7 separate regions of the Homo sapiens genome follow, and regions 1, 3, 4, 5, 6 and 7 are each linked to region 2. A link is a contact called in ENCODE Hi-C or POLR2A ChIA-PET data. All regions are on one chromosome and are shown on one strand. Each heading gives the region's core, a stretch centred on a gene start or an enhancer-like site at or near the end of the contact. The rest is flanking DNA. Distances are from core to core; before and after follow the strand shown.

What was found. A loop is a pair of places that touch in the nucleus more often than their neighbours do. ChIA-PET counts read pairs that join two places held with the same protein, here RNA polymerase II (POLR2A). Pooled maps may share reads with other maps.
Region 1: a loop to region 2 is called in a pooled map, with 8 times the contacts of the local background. The contact joins the promoter of MXI1 here to the promoter of NHLRC2 in region 2. A Hi-C loop is called at or near these places in 6 of 50 pooled maps.
Region 3: a loop to region 2 is called in a map with no recorded cell type, with 5 times the contacts of the local background. The contact joins the enhancer-like site here to the promoter of NHLRC2 in region 2. A Hi-C loop is called at or near these places in 2 of 37 single-sample maps with no recorded cell type and 3 of 50 pooled maps.
Region 4: a loop to region 2 is called in a map with no recorded cell type, with 4 times the contacts of the local background. The contact joins the enhancer-like site here to the promoter of NHLRC2 in region 2. A Hi-C loop is called at or near these places in 2 of 37 single-sample maps with no recorded cell type and 4 of 50 pooled maps.
Region 5: a pooled map shows a loop between it and region 2 (6-fold over the local background). The contact joins the promoter of SMC3 here to the promoter of NHLRC2 in region 2. A Hi-C loop is called at or near these places in 1 of 37 single-sample maps with no recorded cell type and 4 of 50 pooled maps. POLR2A ChIA-PET finds 5 or more read pairs at or near these places in 1 of 52 experiments (activated CD4-positive, alpha-beta T cell).
Region 6: a pooled map shows a loop between it and region 2 (6-fold over the local background). The contact joins the promoter of XPNPEP1 here to the promoter of NHLRC2 in region 2. A Hi-C loop is called at or near these places in 2 of 37 single-sample maps with no recorded cell type and 7 of 50 pooled maps.
Region 7: a loop to region 2 is called in a map of B cell, with 28 times the contacts of the local background. The contact joins the promoter of PDZD8 here to the promoter of NHLRC2 in region 2. A Hi-C loop is called at or near these places in 2 of 168 maps with a recorded cell type or tissue (B cell and naive thymus-derived CD4-positive, alpha-beta T cell), 4 of 37 single-sample maps with no recorded cell type and 7 of 50 pooled maps. POLR2A ChIA-PET finds 5 or more read pairs at or near these places in 1 of 52 experiments (CD8-positive, alpha-beta memory T cell).

Annotation. Positions count from the first base shown.
Region 1 is chr10:110,206,177-110,209,001 of GRCh38, reverse strand. It overlaps MXI1 (MAX interactor 1, dimerization protein), which reads right to left and starts at 1,397. Exons shown (of 6, transcript NM_130439.3): 1 at 920-1,397. The coding sequence starts at 1,193. RefSeq lists a silencer at 1,147-1,226 and an enhancer at 2,816-2,825.
Region 2 is chr10:113,853,398-113,856,172 of GRCh38, reverse strand. It overlaps NHLRC2 (NHL repeat containing 2), which reads right to left and starts at 1,512. Exons shown (of 11, transcript NM_198514.4): 1 at 1,123-1,512. The coding sequence starts at 1,300. DCLRE1A (DNA cross-link repair 1A) reads left to right here and starts at 2,091. Exons shown (of 9, transcript NM_014881.5): 1 at 2,091-2,775. RefSeq lists an enhancer at 328-1,032 and a silencer at 1,043-1,402.
Region 3 is chr10:110,841,754-110,844,453 of GRCh38, reverse strand. No RefSeq gene overlaps it. Among named protein-coding and RNA genes, the nearest start is that of PDCD4-AS1, 28 kb to the left of the region's middle. RefSeq lists enhancers at 557-716, 1,077-1,126, 1,277-1,336, 1,347-1,416, 1,487-1,546 and 2 more. Within about 2 kb of position 1,258, at least 10 of the 41 ENCODE cell types and tissues checked have a DNase peak (open chromatin) inside an H3K27ac peak, as active enhancers do.
Region 4 is chr10:110,066,817-110,069,516 of GRCh38, reverse strand. All of the region lies in intron 1 of ADD3 (adducin 3), which reads right to left. Among named protein-coding and RNA genes, the nearest start is that of ADD3-AS1, 60 kb to the right of the region's middle. Within about 2 kb of position 1,381, at least 11 of the 41 ENCODE cell types and tissues checked have a DNase peak (open chromatin) inside an H3K27ac peak, as active enhancers do.
Region 5 is chr10:110,566,373-110,569,300 of GRCh38, reverse strand. It overlaps SMC3 (structural maintenance of chromosomes 3), which reads right to left and starts at 1,606. Exons shown (of 29, transcript NM_005445.4): 1 at 1,470-1,606; 2 at 288-363. The coding sequence starts at 1,484. It overlaps LOC105378483 (a long non-coding RNA gene), which reads left to right and starts at 1,993. Exons shown (of 2, transcript XR_946318.2): 1 at 1,993-2,268. RefSeq lists a silencer at 997-1,286 and enhancers at 1,627-1,726, 1,737-1,786, 2,601-2,928.
Region 6 is chr10:109,922,212-109,925,040 of GRCh38, reverse strand. It overlaps XPNPEP1 (X-prolyl aminopeptidase 1), which reads left to right and starts at 1,530. Exons shown (of 21, transcript NM_020383.4): 1 at 1,530-1,639. The coding sequence starts at 1,608. RefSeq lists a silencer at 1,315-1,854.
Region 7 is chr10:117,374,109-117,376,926 of GRCh38, reverse strand. PDZD8 (PDZ domain containing 8) reads left to right here and starts at 1,487. Exons shown (of 5, transcript NM_173791.5): 1 at 1,487-2,571. The coding sequence starts at 1,700. RefSeq lists an enhancer at 1,047-1,166 and silencers at 1,397-1,716, 1,817-1,996.

The sequences.
Region 1 (2,825 bases), core at 148-2,647, 3.6 Mb after region 2:
GGGTGGGGGGAGTAGAAATCGACCAGGAAGGCGTTTGCCTTGCTTGCCCTGTGCGCTCACTCAAGAGCCGTCTCCCGGAAAATAAAGAAAAAGCACAGAACAGCCCACACCTTCTTCCCCAACTATTGTTTCTCAAAGATCCCAAAGTTTCCTTCTAGCCGCGTCCCCACGGCCAAGTTTCCCGGGCTCAGGACGGCGTGTCCGGGGCGAGCTGCTGGCGTTGCTTGGCCCCGCCGGCCTCCTTCTTTGGGGGGGGGGGGGCGGCGGTGGCACCCCACGGCAACGGACGTGCAGGGGGACTGTGTCCGTAGACGTGATGGCCTGAGCCCAGTCCTGCTGCTAGAGGGAAGGAAAAAGGCGAAGTAGGAGGGAGAGAGAGAGACAGAGCCGAGCCCACGCCGTGGAGAGCTGTTTGGTTGTTATTGTTGTAGTGTGTGTCTGTGTGTTTTCTTTCTGGAACCTCTGAGCTCTGCCTATGGTTTCCAACTTTCGGCTTCTAATCCCCACCCCACCCAGGAACGAGCAACAGAAAAACAACACTTGTCTGCCTGAGAAGGCTCCGGAAAAAAAAAAAAAAAAAAGGAAGAAAAGCGACCTCAAAGAGATGAGCTCTCGGCTCAGTTGTCAGCAAACAACAACACTCCCCCGCTCCTCCGCTGGGCCATCCTCCCAGCCCCAGCCCGCCGGAGAGGACAGACCGACGCACCGACAGGCCCCTCTCCCCCTCGCCCGTCTTTGTTACATCTTTAGCAGCTTTGTGCGTGCGTGTCCTTTCTCCGGTGTCATCGGCTTTACTGCCAAGGGCTGGATGTGTATGTTGGGCGGGGGGGGGACGGGCCGAGCTCGCAACAGGGGTCGCCCAAGTGGGCGAGAAAGAAAGAACCGGGCGCCGAGGAAGAGCAGGGGCCCCCAAACTTACTTTTGTTTTCTTTCTCGATCTGCTCCAGGTAGCTGGCGGCCTCGAGCAGAATCTGCACGTTCTGCAGAAAAGTGTTGATGTGCTTCTCCATCGAGTTCTCGCTGGTGTTGAAAATGTCTGAGAAGGGGCACCTGGGCTTGGCCCCAGCGGGGTCCTCGGGCAGGGCCGGGGGCTGGGGCGCGGCCACGGCGGGGGGCACAGCCGGGGGCGCGGCGGGGGCCAGCCCCGCGCCCTCGCAGCGCGCCTCCTTGCGCGGCCGCCCGCGTTTGCCCATGGAGGAGCGGGGGTCCGCCGAGCTCGTCCTCTAACGGGGCTGCGCGGCCCGGCCGAGCTCCGGGCCCCCAGGGAGACCCGGCCGGCTGGAGCAGAGAAGGCGCCGGGGCGAAAAGCCGGCCTGACTTCCCGAGCCTCGCTGCCTGCAGTTGTGTGTGTGAGTGTATGGGAGTGTGTGTCGGTCTCGCTGTGAGTCTGTGTGTATGGGAGATTGAATGAACCTACAGGACAGACGGAGGCACTCTGGCGCCTGGGTCCTAGTGCGAGCCTGTCGCCATCGGACCGGTCAAAATAAAAGGTGGAGACTAGCGAGCGAGGCAGGGACCGCCCCTGCCCGTCCCCGCAGGCTTCCCTGCCTCTCCCCAAGGCTTACCACAGAGTAGAACACTGTCTTTTAACCGGAATGGAAAAAAATACCTGATGTCTCTGGGTGCACCTGCATAAAAACAAACTACTTTTTTCACAGAAAAATAATGCCTCAGAAAGTGTCCAGCACAATGCCTGGCACATAGTTAGGTCCCCATACATGGTGGCTGCTATGACTTAAAAATAAATAAATAAAAGCTCCCCAATCCAAATGGGAAGAAGGGAACCAGTGTGTAACCAGAAGATCCCCCCACCCCCAACACAAACACTCCTACTCACAGACACACATACATACGTAATCACGCACACACTTGCGAGGCACCTGTGTGTGCCTTCACACAGTCAAATGAAATCCCAGGCCGTCCAAATCCGAGTTACAGATTTACTCATGCCTTTCTCCCTTCAAATGCAAAGTTATTTTCCAGAAGTGGGAGGAGATGTCAGCATCCCTCTCCACACTCCTCTGCCCAGCCTTGGTTCAGCTGTGCAAAGCTCACACCAGGATGCCTCCACACCTGGCTCCCTTTAATTTGAGAGGCAGAAGTGGCAGCTCAGGAACCACCCCCCTCCCCAGCTGAATTCCACCTTTTGCCTCTGAAAACCCCTACCCCAGCTGACATTGTTTCACTGCCACTGCTGTCCGCAATCATGGATGCTTTCCAGCCCTGGGAAGTACTGGAGGTGTCAGGGGATGATTGAAGGCTGCTCTAGGGTGCCATAGGAAAGGGTTCAAATCCCAGCTCTGCTGCATACAGACTGTGTGAGCTTGGACAAGTCCCTTAACCTCTCTTGGCCTAAGTTTCCACATCATTGAAATGTGTGATAAGATGCTTGTGTATTGTATCTGACTTAGCACACTCTGGCCCATGGTAAGCTCTTTTTCTTCCAATCCAGACCCAGGCAAGAGCCTGAGTCCCCTATTCTGATGTAACTTGTATCTAAGAAAGGAACAAGATGTAGTGAACAAGACTCTTCTGCACTTCCTTGGAAAATATCTCTATGACAAGCCCATCTAAATATGGTTACTTTGCAAGGTCACCTGGAGTTTTCCTCCAGGGGAACCATTTATATAGAGGACAAAGACAATGCTGCCCCCTGGAGGTGTGCGATGCAGCCACCCTACTCAAAGGCAGCTTCATACACATTGTCATAAAAACTCTTGATGGCCGGACGCAGTGGCTCACGCCTGTAATCCCAGCACTTTGGGAGGCCAAAGCGGGCAGATCACCTGAGGTTGGGAGTTCGCGACCAGCCTGACCAACATAGA
Region 2 (2,775 bases), core at 263-2,762:
AAGATATGCTTCACAAACATCCCTGCCGGGAATATCTGTTCCTTCATGCTCCAAAAGCTCACATGGCCAGGATTTAAACCCTGGAAATAGGCTATAATTGATTCCGATTTTTAAAAGTATTAGTTTCACGACTTTGAACGGAGAAGCACAGTACAGCTAAGAAACCAGCAAATCCAGGGCCTGTATAATCCAACTGGGGCAGTTATCAGCTGTGAGGCCCTGGGCATGTGACTTAACCTCTCTGTGCTTCCATTTCCTCAACTGTGAAAGGGGAATGATAGGAGCACCTCACTGGGATATAGAGGTAATTGAATAAGGTAATATCTCCTCAAGTGTTTAGGTATCCCCTCAAGTGTTTAGGACTGTGTGTGGCAGGCCGGGCGCGGTGGCTCACGCCTGTAATCCCAGCACTTTGGGAAACGGAGGCGGGAGGATCACTTGAAATCAGGAGGTCGAGACCAGCCTGGCCAACATAGTGAAACGCCGTCTCTACTAAAAATACAAACAAAACAAAACAAAACAAAACAAAACAAAACAACTAGCCAGGCGTGGTGGCGCGGGCCTGTAGTCCCAGCTACTCCGGAGGCTGAGGCAGGTGAATCGCCTGAACCTGGGAGGCGGAGGTTGCAGTGAGCCAAGATCACGCCACTGTACTCCAGCCTGGGAGACAGAGCGAGACTCCGTATCAAAAAAAAACAAAAAAAAACCCTGTGTGTGATACATGAAAAAGTGATCAATAAATGTCAAGATGATGCAGAAAGATGACCAGAAGACACTGGGGAACCAGATTGAATGGACAGAATGGTGTGGACGTTGCAATCATTGCCACCGGGGACACTAAATATTCACGGAGTGTCCACTTGGCTAATATCAGGCGCGGGCGGAACTCAGGATACACAGACGAGTATGTGGATCCCCGTGCCAGGGAAACCCCCGTCGGTGGCCGCTTGGGGACCCCTGGGAATTGCAGAACACGCGAACAGCGGCCCAAGTTAGGCGAAGGGCCACTCCCCGGGGCGCCAGCGGCACAAACCCGCCTAGCCCACCGCTTCGCGGGAGGGCGCCGTCCCCGAGGAAGGGGAGGTGCCGGGAGGGGCCCCCACCCCGACGCCAGCCCCTCACCTTCCGGAAACTCGGGTACTGACAAGTCCTGCTCCCAGCCGTCCACCTTCTGCAGATACTGGTAGACCAGGCTGTCCTTCTCCTGCTGGGTAACGGCGTCGAGCAGGGCGTACTCTAGCGAGGTCTGCGCGGGGAGCAGGCCGGAGAGGCTGCGGCCCCGGCCTCCGGGCGCCGCCATGTTTCCGCCGGGCTCCCGATGCGGCCGCCGGGCCCGCGGGAGAGTCTCGCTGGGAGAGACGAAACGTTCACTGTCCTGTGGTTTCCAAACGGCGCATTCACCTCACCCTCCACTAGCCCCACTCCACGCCAATGACACTTTTTTCTTTTTAAAGCATAGGTCCAAGTGCCAAAAGTCCAAATCGGCGCAGTTCCCGGGGACGTAATTAAACTGCCGTCCGACCCACCCCGCCCCTTTTCGGTCCCCACGCCGCAGCCGAGCCTGGACATTGAGAGCGTCAGATTCAACATGGAATAAGGCCTTAGGGACAGCGTCCCAGAGGCGCTAAGGGAAACATCCCCAACCCTCCACATTGGGAATTAGCGGACTTTCGAACACAAATAAAATACAATAAATCCGTAGGACTTAAAAGGGCAATGTATTTTTAAAAATTATTTTTAAAGTCTCTCTCTTTGAACAGCATCCGCCGATTCGACACGGCACTGGCAGCGGGAACTTGTTCCCGCCAAGACCCTAAAGGTAAAGCGGGTAGGGATAACCTCCAGAGAGAAGGCTTTGTAAACTGGAAGTGACTGGCGCGAGTGGCTTTCACTTATACACAAACACAGCGTTTTGTCATCTGGGAGTGCTGAAAGTGCGGGCGCGAACACATTTTTAGATGGGGGTGCCGGGAGGAGCGGATGCAGCTGGAGCGGCTCCCTTGGGGTGCCGAGTGGCAGGTGGGGGGCGGTGAGGGTCCTTGAGGGCGGGCCTTAGAGTCTTCAGAAGGGCAGGACTCTGAGGGCTTTTTGGAGCTCGCTATGCTTAACCTGGAGATGATTAAGGCCCCGCTTCCTGGCCTCCCAGCCTCTAATGCCAAAAGATAAGGGAGAGGCTGGCGTGTGACCCCGTTTTGAGTCAGGTGGACAGAGGGCTGGCCACCTTCGGAACCATGGGTGCAATACGGAGTCAGACCTCAATACAAGCCCACTCTTTCACATATTTGAACTTTTTTCACATATCAACTTTTTTTGTTCACTGTGCAGGGATTGTTCATTGCTGCTGGAGGAAGATCATGGACTGTCGCGGGAAACTGAAGTGGTTGAGTATCCACTAGTCGTGGATGAGGGCAGTGACTTCGCAGTTTTTTGCGAATTACACATCTCTTTGATTATGTTGTGACTAGTTTTGTTAGATAGTCATTTAGTGTTTGGGATACCTGTTAAGCCCTTTGTCCAGGGACTGTGGTTGGATTTATGAATTATTTGGACGGTTGTCCACTTGAAAGAACTGACAGTAGCTTCATAACAATGTTACAAATCTCGTTCTAAGATTAAGCTGTTGAACCTATATTTGCCATTAGCGCTTAATTTTTGAAGTATTATTTTTATGAATCAAGCCCTGGAAAAGGACAAGATATTTGAATGAAATAGCACCCATAATGGAGAACTTCACAGTTGCTACTCCTGTGATAGGTTTATCTTAGTTTCATTGTG
Region 3 (2,700 bases), core at 9-2,508, 3.0 Mb after region 2:
GAAGTGACCACCCCCCACCTTGTGATTGACAGCAAGTCTCCACTCTTATTTTCTTCCCAAAAACCTCTGGCACGCACAAGGCACACATCAAATGCACAGATGGGAAAACCGAAGCAACAGAAGGTAAACATTTGCCTACATCTCAGAATGAGTTCATTGTGGATTTGACCCAGGAACTCAAGGTCCTGATTCCCAGCATGGAGATCTGTCCCTGAGCCAGAAAGCTCTGTTCTTCCTAGGCTTGCATACAGTGATGGTGAGAGATCTCACGGGCAAACGGGGCACACCTTTTGCACCCCTCCTCCCTAGGCCGCTCCTTATCAGACAGGTTTGAGGGGAAGTTCCCAAACTGCCAGAGAGAATCAGCACTTCCCAGTCAGGCTTTGTTCCCTCCTGGCTGTGGTCATCCGTTTGGGGTAACCCCAAAGAATAAATGCTGGAGAGGTTTATTTCCCCCAACAATCCAAAGAGCAGGGGCCCCACCCTAGAGCTCTCTATTGTCAGGTGGGTGTGGCAGGGCACTCAGGTAGTAGAGATGATGGTGGCCTCCTCCTTGGCCTGTGAACACTGGTTCCTGGAAGTTCAGCCACTTAACAGAGAAATTTGAAAAACAGAGCTTGAAAATAAACCCAAACAAAAATTCATGAACTCCAGCCAGCATACTCACTCTCAGGTGGCTGGGCAGGTGTGAGCAAGGATCAGGCCTTCGGACACTGGGAGGTGTTGCCCCAACATCAGGAACCAGTTCACACAGACCAGAAGCCATCCCAGTGTCCCCGCTCCCACTATGCTCTTCTCCAATGTTGGGCTGTGAGCTCCCTAAGGATTTTTCCAACACCTCTCAGTACCTCTGTACTGTCCCTCAGGAGAATTATTCCAGAATATAGAGTCAAGTAGAACAATCTCCCCAGATAACCTGGAATGCTCTCTCCAGCCTAAGGACAGAGCATGTTTTTTTTTTTTTTCTTTCTGCCTTGGCTCCCAGGAGGCTTCTAGTCACATCTCTTGCTGTATGAGCCCTTACAGACCATATATTTGCTGCCTCCAACTTTCTTCAATCCTTGTTTATAATTTTTTGTTGTCTTAATCTGGACACATGGCATCATGTATGTGCAACATCTCTACTCCATGTTGGAAACAGGTGGCAGGCAAGTCAACAATCTAGTTTCACTCAGGAAGGAGAGGTCACAAGTGCAATCCGGCTAGCATTTTGGGGCTGTGGGAAATCCCCTTTTGATCACTCCCCTTTGTCCCCAAGTCCCCTGAGAGCAGAAAGCAAGCTGCTTCTCTTTCTTCTCCTCCCTGAAACAGGAGGAACTTGAGCAGCCCCCGGGGCCCTCCTTCCTCTCTTGCCCTCAGACTCAGCTCCCCTGGAATATTCTCCCAAGTGAGAAGAAGGAAGAAACAGTATTTCTCTGGGTATAGTGCTGTGGGTGGAGGCCTTTCTTTACTTTCCAGGGAGGAGAGGTACTGGAGAAATCAGTTTCTGGAATTTAACAATCAGGAATTCAGCCATAGGTAACTGCAGTATTGCTAAATTAGACTTTCTAATTTATCCAAGCAGCTCTGGGCAGACCCAGAGTCTAGAGGCTTTAGGGAGAGGCAGGAACAGGAGGTAGGCAGTGGAGAATAGTGGCTAAGAGTGTGGTTTGACAGTCATGTGGACCTGGGTTTGAATCCCAACTCTGCCACTTACTGGTCGTCTGACCCTTGACAAACCACTTTGTCTCTCGGAGCCTCATTTTCCATCTATGAAATGGGGAGAATAACAGTACCTGCTTCTCCAGTTGTGAAGAGGCCAAGAGACAGTGCCCCTATGGAGTACACTAAGTGTGCCATGCAGGGGGACTCAGGAATCAGCAGGGCCGAGCTGACAGCAGTAGTGTCTTGTGGAAGAGGGAGAGAAAGTGTGTGTGACCCCAGAGTTCCTCGCTGACAGCAACGCGGCCCTGGGCAGTGGCCCTGTTCCTTGTTTCTCCTCTGAGTAAGGATTGCTGACTCCACACAGCTCTCTGTCTTCAGCAGCAGGGCTTCCATCAGATCTCGAGGAGCTGTTTAATAACCACAACACTTCCAGCCATTAACAAAGATAAAGACAGCATTGGAAAATTGACTTTTGCCTGAGCACAGTAAGTACGAACCCAACTAAAAATCATAACACATGCTCCCAAACCCAGTTCGATGACTGTGACACGCTCCCACCCCCATCCTTCGCCGCCTCCCCCACCCACCAGCTGCCACCAGCCCCTTCTGCCATGGCCATGCTGGTCTCCTTTTCTCTGCCTCCTACTGTCAAGCCTTTTTCACACTAAAGTGCCCCTACCTTCAATGGCCCTACCACCCAGTAAAATAAATGCTGCTTCTATTCCAGGAGCTACTGGGGAAGTCCCTGGTTGACATCTAGGGCAGTGTTTCTCTAAGTGTCATCGGTGGACTGCACCTGCATTGAATTACCCCCCAGGCTTGCTAAGATGCAAATGCCTGGGTCCTCCCCGTGACCTAATGAGTCAGAATCTCCATGGGGGCGCCAGGAATATGCATTTTTAGCAAGCTCACCAGGTGCGGCTGATGCACCCAAAGCATGAGAATCCATGATTTCTCTTGAGTCCCTTGCTGAGTGCCAAAGTCCAGCTAGGACCAGACCTGGAAAATTCACACGATAATGTAATCGAAATATCATAAACTCTCCAAGTAGCCCCA
Region 4 (2,700 bases), core at 132-2,631, 3.8 Mb after region 2:
GCACTTAAGTTCTAAGGTTCACTGGCCCAGAAAGCTGTTGATATATGAGAAAGGTTACTTTTGTGGATTGAAAAATGGGCTAAGGTGATTAAATATACATTTAAAGCTGAAAGGGATGATATGTTAAATTGCTGAGACTGGGTCACTCATTTGATCAACTTACTATTGATGAGAAAATGCCACAGGGTTAATGTTTAAGATGCTTCCACACTGAAGTACAAATAAATAACAAATCTTCCATTTTTATGAAGAAGAATATGCAGATCATTTACAGCATATACAATCATGACAACCTGAGAGGAAAAATCCTTTAAAATGGAAAAATTAAGGTAGGATTATTTATGTAAATTATTTAAAGATTCCTTGCCAGGTTGTCTTAAATAGTAATCGCACCTGCATTTAACCATGTTATACTGAGATACAGGCAATTTTTTTTTTTTAAGACAGGGTCCCACTCTATTGCCCAGGCTGGGTGCAGCGGCATGATCATGGCTCACTGCAGCCACAACCTCCCCGGGCTCAAATAATCCTCCCAGCTCAGCCTCCCAAGTAGCTGGGACCACAGGCTCACATGACCACGCCCAGCTAATTTTTCTATTTTTTGCAGAGACGAGGTCTCACCACGTTGCCCAGGCTGATCTCAAACTCCTGCGCTCAAGTGATCCAGCTCCCTCAGCCTCCCAAAGTGCTGGGATTACAGGAATAAGCCACCATGACCAGCCACTAGCCAACTTTTTAGGAGCATATACTTTATATAAAGCAAGGGCTGTAAGTACTTTATACTAATGAATTCACACCTACAACATCTAAACTTTGACAAAAAAGAAAAAATCCTTTTGCCTTTCAAAACGTTCACTTCAGGAGTTTAATCCTGGAGTAGGAAATCCTCAATGAATTCTTTGGACAGTGTATATGTACAGCTGTCCCTAGGTATCCATCAGGGATTAGTTCTAGGACCTCCCATGGCCACCAAAATCCAGGATGCTCAAGTCTCTGATATAAAATGAAGTGGTATCTGCATAAAACTTTGTACTTCCTCCTGAATACTTTGAATCATCTCTAGATTACTTATGATGCCTAATACAATGTAAATGCTATGTAAGTAGTTATTCTGTATTTTTACTCTAATATTTTCAATCTGTGGTTGGTTGAATCTGAGAATGCGAAACCCTCAGAAGTGGAGGGCCAACTGTAACTTCCTCAGAAGATTCAGAGAAAGGAGGGGGGGAGGTGGAAAAGCTCATGACAATTGCTTCTGAACTTCTGAGAAGCAAAGTGACAGGAGCAGTACAAAAACTCGGTGGAAGCGGGAAAAGGAGGAGCTAAGAAACCAGATGAAGAGACAATATAGGGAGCCAAGGGTGACATGAGATAAGGGGATCAAGTAACTGTGGCAGCCAAAGACGCTGGGCCACACCCATAGAGAGCTATGTGGCTTATTTCAAGGGGGTGGAACACTGAGCAAGTGAACAATTTTGGTTTTGTTTAACTGAAAGGTTGCACAATCCTGTAAATGGGGGAAGGAAAGGGGGTGTTTTTCCAGTATAGAGAAAGTTAGGATAAATAGTTATCCCTTTAAAAAATATTAAACAAAGAGAAGTAATAACTAAATCATTCAAAGGAATATGAAAAAAACAAAGCAAATCAAAGCAAAAATAATCTAGCATTGTTGGTGTTTTAGAAAAGCGATGTATACCTTATACATGAAAATGAAAAACTGAGAACCTTGAGGAAAGAAATATAAACTCTATGTAAACCCAGAACATTACTTATTGACTGTCATGATGAAGCTTTTTATCTTGTGGACCATGCCATCCTTCAAACTACAAGATCCCCATAAAGTACACTGACACGAATTTTGGGGTATGTGGATCAGTGTAAGGTTCTTCCTCACTCCAACTTTAAATATGGCAGCTTATAGAAATAATTCTCAATGACTGGATTCTTAAAACTTAATCCAAGATAAGCAATACTGTGACTCCTGTGGGATATTTCCAAGTTATTAATCTGAAACAGTTCTCAACCTCTTTAAACTCATTCCTGCTGGTCCAATATAATAAATGATATGATGCTTTAAATAAAAAGGGGAGGTGGAGGGAAGAAAGAAGGCCCAAGTTAGCACCTCTGAAGTTGCTTTAAAGTTTATAAAAACTGCAAATGAGAAGTAATAACATAATATACATTTATTGTATTTTTCAATCATGTGGCTAGAAACTACAGAAATAATTTTAGAAAGGCTTTCTTCCAGGTGCAAATTACTTTATTTGATTTCACGTTTAACAGTTACTGCCTTTACTACACTCTAGGAAATGAAAGTTGAAAAATATTTCAGGTTTTTTATAGATGATTTATTAATCAAATCTACTGATTTTTCTAAGCATTAATATCTTCCTACAGGAATTTTTTTAAAAGGCACTATACAGTTAACAAGCATTTGCTTTCACCATAATACAAAAGTCAAGGTGTGCTTGCTAAACCAGAAACCAATCAGTGCACCTAGACCCGTGTTCTTAACACAGTCAGAACAGAGCAACCAAGTGTAGCTTTAATATTTTGGCTTACCAGTTTGTAAACAAAAATTTGTAGCTAGAGTGCAAAAGAGGGATCTAAATATACAAACCTCTCTCAACATAATGTCATTATATAGATCACACCACTAGTAAGAAACGCTCATGGAAATACTCGTTTTAGAATTTCCAA
Region 5 (2,928 bases), core at 357-2,856, 3.3 Mb after region 2:
ATATAACAAGAACAGAAGAGCGGAAATGCTTTAAAACACTCTTACACACACATACAAGGCTACCTAGATAAAAAATGGATAACTTATGAGTGTCTTATCCAAACATTTTAAGTTTATAAAAATAAGCAATTCATCAGTGCAATAAGACAGAAAAGTTATTTCACGCAGAAAAATATAACTTAATATTCAAAGACAATTCCTGTCTCCTTAAGCCAATATAGAAATGGACAGAATTTACATTATCTGTATAGACTATAAATATGACCGAGTAAACCAAGAACACTTACCAATCACATTATGTTTTGAACTGAAGGGATCTACAATTGTTTGATCTCTGTAACTTCGAAAACCCTGGATAATCACCTAGTAAATAAAAAACATTTTTGAGAACCCACCCCACAAAAAAAATTAACATTTTTCTCTTGCATTTCTTTCTTGTTTTTCATTTAATGCAATATAGAAAACTCGAAATTTCATATAAGAAAAATTCATTTTGGAAAGTGGTGATTAAAAATCTGCTAAAAAAAAAAAAAGGTACTTTTATCGGTAATCTTTGCCAAGGCAATGCTGCTGGGTTTTATTTTTTTTTAGGAGTTATGCTGTCAACCTGTTAAGGACCTTTCAAAATCAAAAACACTGTGTGAGCTTAACTGAACCCTAAACGCTGCAGTACAATAGCAAGTCTATAAAAGCAGGCCGACGGGCCCCAGCTCTCCTGACTCCAAGACCACCGAGTGCTGCTTTCAGTCACTCACGCCGGCCAGCCTGAAAGAACCCACGTTCCAAAGAAGGAGTGCTCAGAGCCCGACAGACCCAACAGAAAACCGTCTCCAAGGCCGTGTGCCTGGGCTCATCTTTGTGGTGGAGTCCCGCGCGGGAAGACCATTTTGACAGAAGTAAACAACCGAGGGAGGCGGCGCTCCGTATCCTGCAAGCAGGAGGGTCCCGCTCACTTCGCGGGTTAACTGGGGAGAAGAACGGCTCCCCGCAGTGACAGGTGACGACACCCCAGCCAATGCCCCCAGGGCCGCCCCCGGGCCGGGGAAGCCACCTTTCCACACATCCCAGGCACATGGGCCGTGTGAGGCCACCCCTGCAGGACCACACAGCCCTTCCCGCCCGCGGCCGCCCCGGCGGGGTGCCCCCCGCCAGCTCTGGGGCCACCCAGGAAGGCCCAGTCCCTCCCAGCGGCCCGCCCGCCGGCCCTTCCACACCTCTCGGAGATCCTGCCTCTCCCAGACAAGCGCCAGCAGGGAGGCCGGGGCTGCAAAGGAGTGCCCCAATTCTCCGCGACCCCGCAGCCGGGGCACTAGCGGGACCCGGGTCTCCCTCCTCCCCCACAGTCCCCGCCCAGCCCTGGTCCAGCCTGTGGAGACAGGGGAGAGGCTGCGGGTGGCGCCGCAACACTCCCGCCTCAAGGAGCGGCCCTTACCGGCCCATGACGGGGTGGAGGGACGCGAAGGCCTTACCTGCTTTATGTACATGATTCCGGGCCCCTGGCCTGGAAGGAGACCTGCCCCGGAGCAGCAACCGCACGGCCGCAGGGTCAGGTGAGGCGCCTACGCGACCCCTCCCCCAAAGCGCCGCTCGCTCCCCTCAGCCAAACAAAATGGCGGCGCTCGTGGGGGCGGAGTCCGCGCCTCGGACGGAACCACCTTGCAGCCTTCACAGGGCGTAGGAGGAGTCAAGTTCAGGTCTGCTCTTTCTTTTAGGCAAAACCAGTCCTCCACAGCGTTTTTTGGTGGATTTCTTTTGAATCTAGAATTCTGTAGCTAACGCTTTCCTGAGACTTAGTCAAAAGCTTCACTCGGAAAATCTATGACCGTAGGGTTGGTCCGTACCACCTCCGAGCGCGGGGCCAATGGTCGCGTCCACAAAGGGGGAAAGGTTCCGCGCCAAAGCCAAGAGGGAGACTCCGAGGGCCAGTAGCGCCGCGGGCTGTCGGCCACGTGATTCCGCGCTGTTTAAAAAAGCGGACCTCGCGCGCACTGTGCTAGCCTTGGAACACATGGAATGCTGGTGATTCTTGGAATTCTGTGTGCGGAGTCACTGCTGCCCCTTTGTTATCGCTCTCCATAGGAACGTTTACAATCTTAGCACGCCCCAAGCTGGTTACGAATTGCCCACTCGGAGGACAACCCCGAAGGGATTTGTCAATGCTCGAAAATTTGTTTTAATAATGTGATGATTAATTCCGTCGGGAACTGTTTCTGTTCTACCATCTGCTATAAATCTAGGCAGATCTGTACAATTGCAACAAAGATTTAGGTAAGGCTGAAAGCTTTTAATCCACTTTAAAAACAAAAGAAAACAGCCTGAAAGATACTAGGTGCTAGTGGCAACCCTAGGTCTGTCTGATCCTTGTCAGTCTTGGGAGAAAAACATCATTTGTTTAGAAAATGAATCTCTGGGCTGCTCTGAAATTACTTGCTGGGAAGAGAACAAAATAACTACCCAAATCATCCCCAGCCCCACCCCCGCCCGCTGCTGGAGACAATTCTGGCCCTAATTATTTCTAGATTGAACTATTTTTAGTAGCCTCCTAACTGCCTCTGCTAACCAGGGTATCTCCCTAGGAGTCCTTTATCTGGAGCCCGGATCAAATCCTATCCAGCCCTTGGTTTAAAAAAATAAATAGGCCTGGTCGAGTGGCTCAAGCGTGTAATCCCAGCACTTTGGGAGGCTGAGGGGGGAGGATCACCTGAGGTCACGAGTTCAAGACCAGCCTGGCCAGCATGGCGAAACCCCCGTCTCTACTCGAAATACAAAAATTAGCTGGGCGTCGTGGCGGGTGCCTGTAATCCCAGTTAGTCGGGAGGCTGGGGCAGGAGAATTGCTTGAATCCAGGAGGCAGAGGTTGCAGTGAGCCAAGATCGCGCCACTGCACTCCAGCCTGGGCAACAGAGCGAGACTGTCTCAAAATAAATT
Region 6 (2,829 bases), core at 281-2,780, 3.9 Mb after region 2:
GGTCAAAGCAGGAGGAGGTGCCATTCACCTTTAAAAAAATGTGGTCACTTTCATTTAGTGCCAGGTGTTGTTCTAAGCACCAGGGAAATAACAATGAACAAGAGAGCCACCATCCCTGCTTTTGAGGAGTGCACATTCTGAAACATTCATTTCTGCAGAAAATATATAATGAGAACTTATGACATGTTAGATATTGTTCATCATTAAACAAAACAGAAACAATCTGCACTGATGGTTTTGTTGTGTGCGTGGGTGGTGGCAGGAGAGGGGGAAGAATACAGTACACATAAGTACATTAAAAGAATCCTGTTAAAAGGTGGTAAGTGCTATGGAAAAAATGAAGTAGGGTAAGGCGGATTAGGAATATTGGAATGATTTACAAATTTAAATAGGATGGTCAGGGTAGGTGATACTTGAACGAAGACTTGAAGGAAAATGAGGAAGGGAGCCTCAATATTTGGGGGATGAGCAAGTCCAAAAGCCCTGGGACATGAGTGTACCCTGCTTTTTCAAGGAGAGCCAGGAGGCCATTTCAGCTGAAGAAGAGTGAGGAAGGTGAGAACAGGAGGAAATGTGGCTGGGGGTAGATCAAATGGAGCTTTTATGCTGCGTGAAACGAGAAATTAATGGAAAGTGCTGAGCAAAGAAGTGACCTGGTGTCACGCTTCAAAGGACTGGTCTGGCGGCTTTGTTCAGGCTGGACTGTGCAGGTGCGGGATGGTGAGGGGATATTTGGGGGGCTGCTGTAACCACACGGGTGGGGTGGTACAACCCTCTGATGCACATCAGAGGGTAGGAGGTGGAGGTGGTGTGACACGGCCAGATTAGGGGTCTATTTTGGAGGCAGGGCCAACAAGATTTTGCTGGCAGATTAGATGTGGGGTGTGAAAGAGAAGAGGCAGGGAGGATTCCTAAATTTTGCCTCTTAAGAATAGAGTAGCCATTGATTGAGATGGCAAAGAAGACTGGTGGAGAACGTTTTTGCTTTGCTTCGGTGCATTGGGAGTTCCAGGAGTTCCGTTTGGACGTTAAGTTTGAAGGGGCTATTTACTATCCAAGCGGAGCGGAGAGCTGGATTTTGAAGCTCTCTGGGAACATACTTTTGGGGACATTTCTAAAGCTTGAGACCCTGTTCCAAAGCCTCGAAGACCCTGTCGAGGTTCTTCCGGAGCCGGCCACGTCCCTCTCTTCTCAGCCCTCCTAAATTAAGCCGGAAAATCCCTGGGACAGTAGCCCCTTTATTCGGCAAAGCCCTTTTTCCTCTTTGAGGAATGACGACAAAAACGAACAAAAATGAAGACACTCAGCAGCACTGCGTCCTTTCCCCGCTCGCTGCAGGGAGAGGCAATGCGGACTGGTGTGGAAGGGCAGGCCCCGCTCTGGGCCGCAGGCGCTGCGGCCGCGAACCCCAGGTCCGGGAGTGTGGGCGGGGCCTGCGTGTGGGCGGGGCCGCGGCGCCAGCGCCCGCCACGGGCGAGGGCGTGGCCGACCCGGCGCTAGCCCGCCCGCCCGCCCGCCGGCTCTCGCGCCTCCTTCGCGCCGGCCCTTCCGCGGGTGATCAGCTGGTCTGCGCTCCCCTGACGTGGGCTGGGGCACGTCACCGCCGAATGGCAGCCTCCAGAAAGCCACCGCGAGTAAGGTGAGGGCACTCCGCCGGCAGCCGGCGTCCGGGCAGCGTGCAGCCCTCGCTGCGCGGCCGCGCGTGTTGCACCTCGGCGGGCAGGGACGCGCGGGTGAGGAGCCCGGCCCGCCGCAGTCTGGCGAGGGCCGCGCTCGCCGGAGCCCCGGAACAGGAGCCGGGGGAAGGGGTCCATGAGGCCGGGCGAGATCCGGTTCGTTTCCGGAGGGTCGGTGGGCACGGGGCGGCCCGAGTCTGGTTCCTGGACGCGTATGCCCGCGGAACTGCTGCACTCGGCCTGAGGGGGCGGCGGCCGTCACAGTTCCTGGCCCGCGGGAAGGCCCCGTTCTTGGAGGAAGTTGGCCCCTCTTCGTGTCCGGGGAGGTGGGCGAGCCTTTGCCCTCGCTTCTGTTACCCAGGAATCTAAACCTCAAGTTACAATCTCGACAATACTGACTCCTGCAATTCACTCTACTGATCTGTCACCGCCACAAGGATAGACGGTCGCGGGCCCCTCCCTACCCAAATGGTTTCAGAGGCTGTGTAAGGGAATATTTTGGTATAATCTCCAGGAAAATCCCCCCAGTAGCCTGCCCTGGGCTCTCCTTGGGCATAGGAGGGTGAGACAGATAATTTCCCGGCCTCAAGTTAAACATGTTTTAGTTTATTCCCCTGCCATAACCAGGATGTACTTATCAGAGCCTCTGACAAAGTGGGAGACGGAGAGAGGTGTTCAGAGTTCATGGAGGCCACAGGCCAGACTCCCTGGCCATCCCCAAGGGGTCACCCACCTGCTAACCACTTGAGACATGAATGCACTCACTTTGCAGCATGGCCAGGCTTTCTTGCTGAACACAGACCATGGCTCCTGCTTGTGTTTGTGAGTAGGGGGGTCCCAAACCTACCTTGACCTGGATTTGCCGTTGCCACAGCTTGTTAAGGGTGAGCAGAAAACCAGACCCACCCTGTGGAAGTATGTGGGAGGGGTGGAGAACTTCCATCTGGAAGGAGCTTCCTGTAAGTGAAGTGCTGGAAATGGAGTCAGGCAAGTGGATAATGATGAGTTAGGCTGTAGGCCTCAGGTGGTCTTTAGGGGGCCAAGGTGATCTGTGCTAGATTTATAGACTCACAGCCTTTTAGGAGCAGAAGAGTCTTTTCTACACCAGCTGGTAGAGTCTTTTTTACCTCAAAGGAAAGTCCAGTGAAAGGCT
Region 7 (2,818 bases), core at 238-2,737, 3.5 Mb before region 2:
TGATTCTCCTGCCTCAGCCTCCTGAGTAGCTGGGACTACAGGCGCGCACCACCACGACCGGTTAATTTTTGTATTTTTAGTATAGACGGGTTTCACCATGTTGGCCAGGCTGGTCTCGATCTCTTGACCTCGTGATCTGCCCGCCTCGGCCTCCCAAAGTGCTGGGATTACAGGCGTGAGCCACCACGCCCGGCCGGCTTGAAGGTTTTCAAGGGCTAGAGAGGAGCCCTGCCCTGGCTCCTTAGGTACAGCCAGAATCGGCCTTTAAGGTATGGGATATCTGACTCCTGCAGGACTGGAACTCCACGTGCTTGGAGGGATAAGCATTTATGATGTAACCACTAAGTAGTCAGAGGGCAGGAGGAGTAACGCTGTTGCTGGGCAACCTGGCTTAGCTTCGTGGCTTTGGTTAAGGTGCTACTCTATGCAAAATTCCTTGCCGTCTTCCCTAATCCGCCTCCCCAATTCTCCCTTCCTGAACATTAGGGAACCCACTGGCCTGCTTACAACTGAAGCAGTTTCTGTGTTAGGGCAGAGAGTAGTGATCAAGACATTAGGGTTTAGTGTTAGATAAACCAGGCTCCACTCTGCGGCCCCACGCAACCTCCCCACGCTCTCTGCACCAGTGTTGGCATCTGTCAAGTGGGTGGGGGCTAACAGTGAATAACTGCCTCATAGATGGACTACCGGCTTAACCAGAGACTGACAGCGGGTCGCATATTAATCTTCCAATCACTTGGCAAACTCGTTTCACTATGCATCTCTCCTCCTGGCTGTTCTTTCAACTTCCTCCTCCCTGAAATTTCGAAGATCCACCTCGGTGGGAAAGTCATTCCGCGTGGCGCGCCCTTTCCCTGCGTCCCTCCTTCCCAGGGCCCACCCTCCGCGGACGCAGAGCGTCTGCCGGGGGGACGGCAGGTCCGCGATGGCTGCCTCTGAGGCAGTCGGTCCCCTCTCGCCGTGGGCTTGGGAAGCGTCCGAAAGGCCCGCTCGGATCGTCTGCGGTGCTGCCCGCAGGGAAAGCGCCGCTGCCAGCCGGGCTGTCACGGGTGCGAGTGGAAGAAGCACACCGCAGGATGAGCGACGCCGCTGCAGAGGTAACCGCGGGGACTGCGGCCAGAGACGGGGGATGGGCGCAGCCGAGGATAACGGGATGGCCGGCATCCGGAACGCGTCAGGCCCGCTCCGCCGGACCGCCTTATCCTCCAGCCCGCGTCCCCAGCCGTCCTCCCAGATCCCGACCGCAGCTCCAGAAGTGACGGCCACGTGGGTGGCGGCGCGCGCCGCGGGGATTGGAATGTTGGCGTGGGGGGACGAGGTTGGAAGGGCCGCAGAGAAGTAAAGGAGGACCCGCGTCCGCGTGCCCGGGCGCCGACTGCTGGGCGACGCCGCCGGGAGCGAGCACGCCTCTGACGTCACGCGCTGCTCGTCCAATGAGTGGAGGCCTGAGGGAGGCGCCGGTCCCGGCCCCGCTGCCGCCGCCGCCACACCGGCCCTTCGGGAGCGTCTGAGGAGGCGCGGGCCGCTGCGGGCTCGGGCGCCGCAGCGCGCCGGCCCGAGCCCCTGGACGAGGCCCACGGAGCCGCTCGCCCCGACCCAGCCGCCCGATGTCCTCAAAATGGAGGCAGCGGGGGCGGCGGCGTGAAGAAAGCGGCGCTGTGGGCGCGGGAGTAGGGGCCCGGGCGGAGGCGGTGGCGGGATGGGGCTGCTGCTCATGATCCTGGCGTCGGCCGTGCTGGGTTCCTTCCTCACGCTCCTCGCCCAGTTCTTCCTGCTGTACCGCAGACAGCCCGAGCCGCCGGCGGACGAGGCCGCCCGCGCGGGCGAGGGCTTCCGCTACATCAAGCCAGTGCCGGGCCTGCTCCTAAGGGAGTACCTTTATGGCGGCGGCCGGGATGAGGAGCCCTCCGGAGCGGCCCCTGAGGGCGGCGCGACCCCCACCGCGGCCCCCGAGACCCCCGCCCCGCCGACGCGGGAGACTTGCTACTTCCTCAACGCCACCATCCTATTCCTGTTCCGGGAGTTGCGGGACACCGCGCTGACCCGCCGCTGGGTCACCAAGAAGATCAAGGTGGAGTTCGAGGAGCTGCTGCAGACCAAGACGGCCGGGCGCCTGCTGGAGGGGCTGAGCCTGCGGGACGTGTTCCTGGGCGAGACGGTGCCCTTCATCAAGACCATCCGGCTCGTGCGGCCAGTCGTGCCCTCGGCCACCGGGGAGCCCGATGGCCCTGAAGGGGAGGCGCTGCCCGCCGCCTGCCCCGAGGAGCTGGCCTTCGAGGCGGAGGTGGAGTACAACGGGGGCTTCCACCTGGCCATCGACGTGGACCTGGTCTTCGGCAAGTCCGCCTACTTGTTTGTCAAGCTGTCCCGCGTGGTGGGAAGGCTGCGCTTGGTCTTTACGCGCGTGCCCTTCACCCACTGGTTCTTCTCCTTCGTGGAAGACCCGCTGATCGACTTCGAGGTGCGCTCCCAGTTTGAAGGGCGGCCCATGCCCCAGCTCACCTCCATCATCGTCAACCAGCTCAAGAAGATCATCAAGCGCAAGCACACCCTACCGAATTACAAGATCAGGTGAGCTGGAGGTCGGGGAGGGGGCCTGGCTGCCGGGAACCCGGGCCTGGGCGGGACGCTGCGTGGATTGGGAAGGGCAAAGGCTCATTTCTGTCCTGGCGCCTGCTTCTGGGGCCTTCCCACCCTGGACAGGGCCCCAGATCAAGGCGAGTCGTGAACACTTGCTTTGCTTCCGAACGGCATTGATAGGAGCTAGAAACCTTTTCGCGTGTTCATGGGGACTCAGGGTGCTGTCAACGCGGGCAGA